Linked DNA regions of Homo sapiens: region 2 is linked to region 1. A link is a contact called in ENCODE Hi-C or POLR2A ChIA-PET data. All regions are on one chromosome and are shown on one strand. The core of a region is the stretch at or near the end of the contact, and the rest is flanking DNA. Distances in the headings are between cores, read along the strand shown. Region 1 holds the start of DNAAF2 (dynein axonemal assembly factor 2). Region 2 holds the start of FBXO34 (F-box protein 34).

The links. A loop is a pair of places that touch in the nucleus more often than their neighbours do. ChIA-PET counts read pairs that join two places held with the same protein, here RNA polymerase II (POLR2A). Pooled maps may share reads with other maps.
Region 2: a loop to region 1 is called in a pooled map, with 4 times the contacts of the local background. The contact joins the promoter of FBXO34 here to the promoter of DNAAF2 in region 1. A Hi-C loop is called at or near these places in 2 of 50 pooled maps. POLR2A ChIA-PET finds 5 or more read pairs at or near these places in 2 of 52 experiments (A673 and GM12878).

Annotation. Positions count from the first base shown.
Region 1 is chr14:49,633,722-49,636,667 of GRCh38, reverse strand. DNAAF2 (dynein axonemal assembly factor 2) reads left to right here and starts at 1,424. Exons shown (of 3, transcript NM_018139.3): 1 at 1,424-2,946. The coding sequence starts at 1,519. RefSeq lists silencers at 1,803-1,852, 2,083-2,322, 2,593-2,862 and enhancers at 1,780-2,540, 2,353-2,592.
Region 2 is chr14:55,269,948-55,272,893 of GRCh38, reverse strand. FBXO34 (F-box protein 34) reads right to left here and starts at 1,473. Exons shown (of 2, transcript NM_017943.4): 1 at 1,357-1,473. It overlaps FBXO34-AS1 (FBXO34 antisense RNA 1), which reads left to right and starts at 816. Exons shown (of 2, transcript NR_184222.1): 1 at 816-1,012. RefSeq lists a silencer at 922-1,421.

The DNA.
Region 1 (2,946 bases), core at 175-2,674:
GTCTTGTCACTGAGGTAATGCCAACATCAACTGTGTTAAATGTTGCTGAGAATAGAAAAATGATCACTGAATTGACCAATTACCAATGAATAAATAATTACTCCAGTAAATAAATATACTTCCATATGATCATTTTGAATGGTTGCACAAAACTCTGTTGCGTGGCTCTACCAAAACCTGCTCAATCAGTTCCATTGTTGAATTTGTAGATTCTTCTCAAACCTTTAGAATCATAAATGATGTCACCTTGAGAATGTTCTAAGAGTATTGTGTCAAATACTCTAAGGGCATTTGGGTCAAAAAAATATGCACATTAGAAAGGTTTTAGGCCGGGCGCGGTGGCTCATGCCTGTAATCCCAGCACTTTGGGAGGCTGAGGTGGGCAGATCACATGAGGTCAAGAGTGGGAGACCAGCCTGGCCAACATGGTGAAATCCCATCCCTACTAAAAATACAAAACTTAGCCGGACGTGGTGGTGAGTCACTGTAATCCCAGCTACCTGGGAGGCTGAGGCAGGGAGAATTGCCTGAACCCGGGAGGCGGAGGTTGCAGTGAGCCAAGACTGCACCACTGCACTCCAGCCTGGGTGACAGAGTGAGACAGCCTCAAAAAAAAAAAAAAAAAAAAAAAGGTTTTGGACCTGGTGTGGTGGCTCATGCCTGTAATCCTATAATCCCAGCACTCTGGGAGGCCGAGGCGGGCGGATCACGAAGTCAGGAGATCGAGACCATCCTGGCTAACACGGTGAAACCCTGTCTCTAGTAAAAATACAAAACATTAGCTGGGCGTAGTGGCAGGCGCCTGTAGTCCCAGCTGCTCGGGAGGCTGAGGCAGGAGAGTGGCGTGAACCTGGGAGGTGGAGCTTGCAGTGAGCCGAAACTGCGCCACTGCACTCCAGCCTGGGTGACAGAGCGAGACTCTGTCTCAAAAAAAGAAAAACAAAACAAAACAAAACAAAGTACGGTGGTGGGTTGGTTTGAAGAATCTAAGAGGGCTATTTCTGGCATTTCCACTATTCCACCATGATTTCCTTGAGAGACTTGCTCTGTCGCCCAGGCCGGAGTGCAGTGGCGCGATCTTGGCTCACCGCAAGAGCTCTGCCTCCTGGGTTTCACCCCATTCTACTGCCTCAGCCTTCCGAGTAGCTGGGACTACAGGCACCCGCCACCATGCCCGGCTAATTTTTTGTATTTTTAGTAGAGACGGGGTTTCACCGTGTTAGCCAGGATGGTCTCGATCTCCTGACCTCGTGATCCGCCCGCCTAGGCTTCCCAAAGTGCTGGGATTACAGGCCTGAGCCACCGCGCCCGGCCTATTCCACCATGATCTCTACCCCTCCTCCCGAATGTTAGTGGTGTAACTATGACAACAAGCACGCGCTGCTCAAGGCTCAATTTTCCAGCCGTTACCGACCTCCACCGCGTCACTGTACGCTGCCCAGAAACTCTGAGGCGGATCCCCCAACCCAGTGTCAGACTGATCGCCTTTGGCCCGAGGGCGAGGAGCCACAGGACAGTATGGCCAAAGCGGCGGCCTCCTCGTCGCTGGAGGACTTGGACCTGAGCGGAGAGGAGGTCCAGCGGCTCACCTCCGCCTTCCAGGACCCGGAGTTCCGGCGAATGTTCTCCCAGTACGCCGAGGAGCTCACCGACCCGGAGAACCGGCGGCGCTACGAGGCGGAGATCACCGCGCTAGAGCGTGAGCGCGGGGTGGAAGTGCGGTTCGTGCACCCGGAGCCCGGCCATGTGCTGCGCACCAGCCTGGACGGGGCGCGGCGCTGCTTTGTGAATGTCTGCAGCAACGCGTTGGTGGGCGCGCCCAGCAGCCGGCCCGGCTCCGGTGGCGACCGGGGCGCAGCTCCTGGCAGCCACTGGTCCCTGCCCTACAGCCTGGCGCCCGGCCGCGAGTACGCGGGGCGCAGCAGCAGCCGCTACATGGTCTACGACGTGGTCTTCCATCCAGACGCGCTTGCGCTGGCCCGGCGGCACGAGGGCTTCCGCCAGATGCTGGACGCCACGGCCCTGGAGGCCGTCGAGAAGCAGTTCGGCGTGAAGCTGGACCGCAGGAATGCCAAGACCCTGAAGGCCAAGTATAAGGGGACCCCAGAGGCTGCGGTGCTGCGCACGCCCCTGCCCGGGGTCATCCCCGCAAGGCCTGACGGGGAGCCGAAGGGTCCTCTCCCGGACTTCCCCTACCCTTACCAGTACCCGGCAGCCCCCGGGCCCCGGGCGCCCTCCCCTCCGGAAGCGGCCTTGCAGCCCGCCCCCACCGAGCCTCGCTACAGCGTGGTGCAGCGCCACCACGTGGACCTCCAGGATTACCGCTGCTCCAGGGACTCAGCCCCGAGCCCCGTGCCCCATGAGCTGGTGATCACCATCGAACTGCCGCTGTTGCGCTCGGCCGAGCAGGCGGCGCTGGAGGTAACGAGAAAGCTGCTGTGCCTCGACTCGAGGAAACCTGACTACCGGCTGCGGCTCTCGCTCCCGTACCCAGTGGACGATGGCCGCGGCAAGGCACAATTCAACAAGGCCCGGCGGCAGCTGGTGGTTACGCTGCCAGTGGTGCTGCCGGCCGCGCGCCGGGAGCCCGCTGTCGCCGTCGCCGCCGCCGCGCCGGAAGAGTCCGCGGACCGGTCCGGAACTGACGGCCAGGCCTGCGCTTCCGCTCGCGAGGGGGAGGCGGGACCCGCGAGGAGTCGCGCGGAGGACGGAGGCCACGATACCTGCGTGGCTGGGGCTGCGGGCTCCGGGGTCACCACCCTGGGCGACCCGGAGGTGGCGCCTCCGCCGGCCGCAGCTGGAGAGGAGCGTGTCCCCAAGCCGGGGGAGCAGGACTTGAGCAGGCACGCGGGGTCACCGCCGGGCAGCGTGGAGGAGCCATCTCCTGGAGGAGAAAACTCACCTGGTGGCGGAGGCTCCCCTTGTTTGTCCTCCCGGAGCCTGGCG
Region 2 (2,946 bases), core at 224-2,723, 5.6 Mb before region 1:
TCATATTTAAAAGCACTACAGACAAAATTTTAGTTACCTATCCAGACAAGCGGTCCTGGAATATGTTTTTATATTAAGTTATAGCCGGGTCTCAGTAAGAAAGCAAGAAAACAGCTTGTTGCTGACTTCTAAACCATGGTAGCATGGGGTGGTAGCATGGTACCATAGGGTGGGATAGGGACAACCTGGATAAATTAACTCCTCAGGTAATTATTATTTAAGACAAATGTTGGATTAATTCAAACTCCTCCCTCCCTTTACAACAGAAAAAAAAAATCATGTAAGATCCACTCTCCCTCCTCCTGGCCATTTTCTAACAAAAAATGCTAACAAGCAGATAGATGTCCAGTTAAAAAAAAAAAAAAAAAGCAAACTGATTTATCAACACTAGAAGTGGTTCTCTTTTTTTTCAGTAATTCTGATTGCAAACTATCAAACTACGAATTTAGCTTCCTAAAAGGCTTTTTACATTACACCCTCCAAAAAACCTCCTACCCTGACTTAAGTTTTTCTAAATCAAATGTCTTATACTGAGCTGTACTCGCAACGCTTGCTGGACAAGAAGTTAAAGAAATTGACAACTATTACATTAAAATTGCAAAATGCTGATACCGAACAACTTTCGATTCAAATCCACTGCGATTCCAAGCGTTCGTGGAAGACAACTTCCTTTTTCTACCCTGCGGGTCCCCCCGGCCCTTCCGTGAGCCCAGGTCCCCGCCCGGGCCTGCAGTGACATCCCAGGACCCATCTTCTGACGTCACAGACACACGGACCCACAGCCCTATGACTTCATCGTGGACTGAGGACGAACCGCAGTCGACTTGCGCCAGCCCAGAGGCTGGGGAGGCGTCCGAGCCTCCGTCCCGCCTCGTCGTTGAAGAAGGTTAAGGACAAGCGCCAGCTCACCTGCGCTGGGGCAGGGAAGGGCAGAGTGGCCGAGCCCGGGAGGGCGCGACAGGGGCGAGGCGACCCCAGTCCAGAGGCTGACTTCCTCACCGCCCTGGGTCCCGTAAGTGGGAGCGCCGGTCCGGTGCAAGCTCACGGCCTATCCGTGAATCTCCTCGGCTTCAGCGGGGACCCAGGACCCCGCTCCCTACCCGCCCGACCCTCCGTGGCCCGCGGGGACGCTCAGCGCCCGGGCCGTGCGCGCGGAAAGAGCCGCACCGGAGGAGGCGCAGGCGGCCGGGTCCCTACCCCGGACCCGCGGGCGGCGCCCCCGCCCCCACCCCCACCCGCCCCGCGCCCCGGGAGCGCAGGCAGGCGGCGGTAGGGGGCGGGGAGCGGCCACGGTGGCCGCCGCCGGACCCCAGTCGCGCGGCCCTCGCGCCACGCCCCACCTCGGCCCGGACCCACCTGCGCTCCTGCCCCGGCCGCGGCCTGGCCCGGGGCTGCACCAGCCCGACGCAGTGGTGGCGGCAGCAGCGGTGGCGGGAGGCCTGGCTCACTCCCCACCGCTGAGTCGGACCGAGCACCCAGCGCGGCGCGGCGGCGCCCAACGCTCGCCCCGAAACCCATTTGTTTGGCTAAAACGGAGTGACGTCACGCGCCGGCCCAATCGACGGTTGGCCGGGGGAGGGGCCACGGATCCAGAGTTTCACGGCGCCCCCTGCCGGACACTGGGGGCGGGAAGGGGGAAGTGAAAAGGGAGACCTGGATGACGCGTCTGCGGCCCCCAAGTGGTAGAGAATGAAAGTTTGAGCACGACTGTAGGGAAAGGAATCAAACCTCCCAGGCCAGCCAAGAAGGGTAGTGACGCCAGGGTTCAATCAGCAGACATGTCAAGTTTATGAATATTCGTGGGTGGACCTGAAGCTGTAAATGGTCTCAGATACTATTAGATAACCTAGTAGACCTGGATCCTCATACTGGTTCTGCTGCTAGCTTGGAAGGCTGGGGTTCAGAGTTTCAATTTGTAAAATGACAAAATTGGAAAGGTCCCTTCTGACTCTCTTTCCTATGAAAATCATGGCAGGGATACCGGTCAGAAAGTAGATAAACGTTGAGGCTGACACGAAACTGTTAAAGTCTGTAGAAGCTTAAGGGCTGGTTAATGATGGATATAAATTTTTAACACTTTATATTCAAATCAGAGGGCCAGTGAGGAACTTTTGATTCCCAATCTTTAAGCTTATTATTGTTTTCATTGTGAAAATAATATTAACCACATTGAAAAACATGAGGACAATGTATTTTCTTCTAGACCTTTTGCCCCATCACATATATTTTACTACACTGTAATAGTAGTTGTACGCGATTTTGCATCCTCTTTTCACTTTTATAAGCATTCCTCATATTTCCACATAAGCTTCATAACCAGTTTAACAGCTGCATAAAATTACATTAAGTGGACATAAAATTTACTGCAGTAATTCTCTATTTTTGGACATAACTTGTTTCCTTCATTCACTTTTTGCCATTATAAAGAAATCATAGAACATCTTCATGAATGTAGATTTTTAAAGATACCCAAAAGTGAAATTACTAGGTGAAAAAGACTATCAACACTTTCACAGTTACTAATACAAACTGCCAAATGATTTTTAAAAGGTTGTACCAAGTTACACTTAAACCAGCAACTTTGATTTTAGCCAGTCCTTAACAAAAATAATTTTGTCCAATTATAAAACTACTGTTGTAAAATATATGTGTAAAATCTTAAATATTAAAACGTAAAAACAAAATAAAAATATTTCCCATAATCTCATCACCAAGAAATAACCACTCAGTATCTCCATCTAGACCTTTATCTATATACATATTTTTAATAAAAATTGGAGAGGGGAAGTCCAGGCACGGTGGCTCACATCTCAAAAAGGAAAAAAAAAATTAAGGAAGGGTGTTATATGGTACACCGTGGCATCAAACTGTATGTCTGATTTAATATGTGAGCAATATTAGCTCAATATATCATGATCATTTGAAGCTTCTTTATGTCATAGTTAG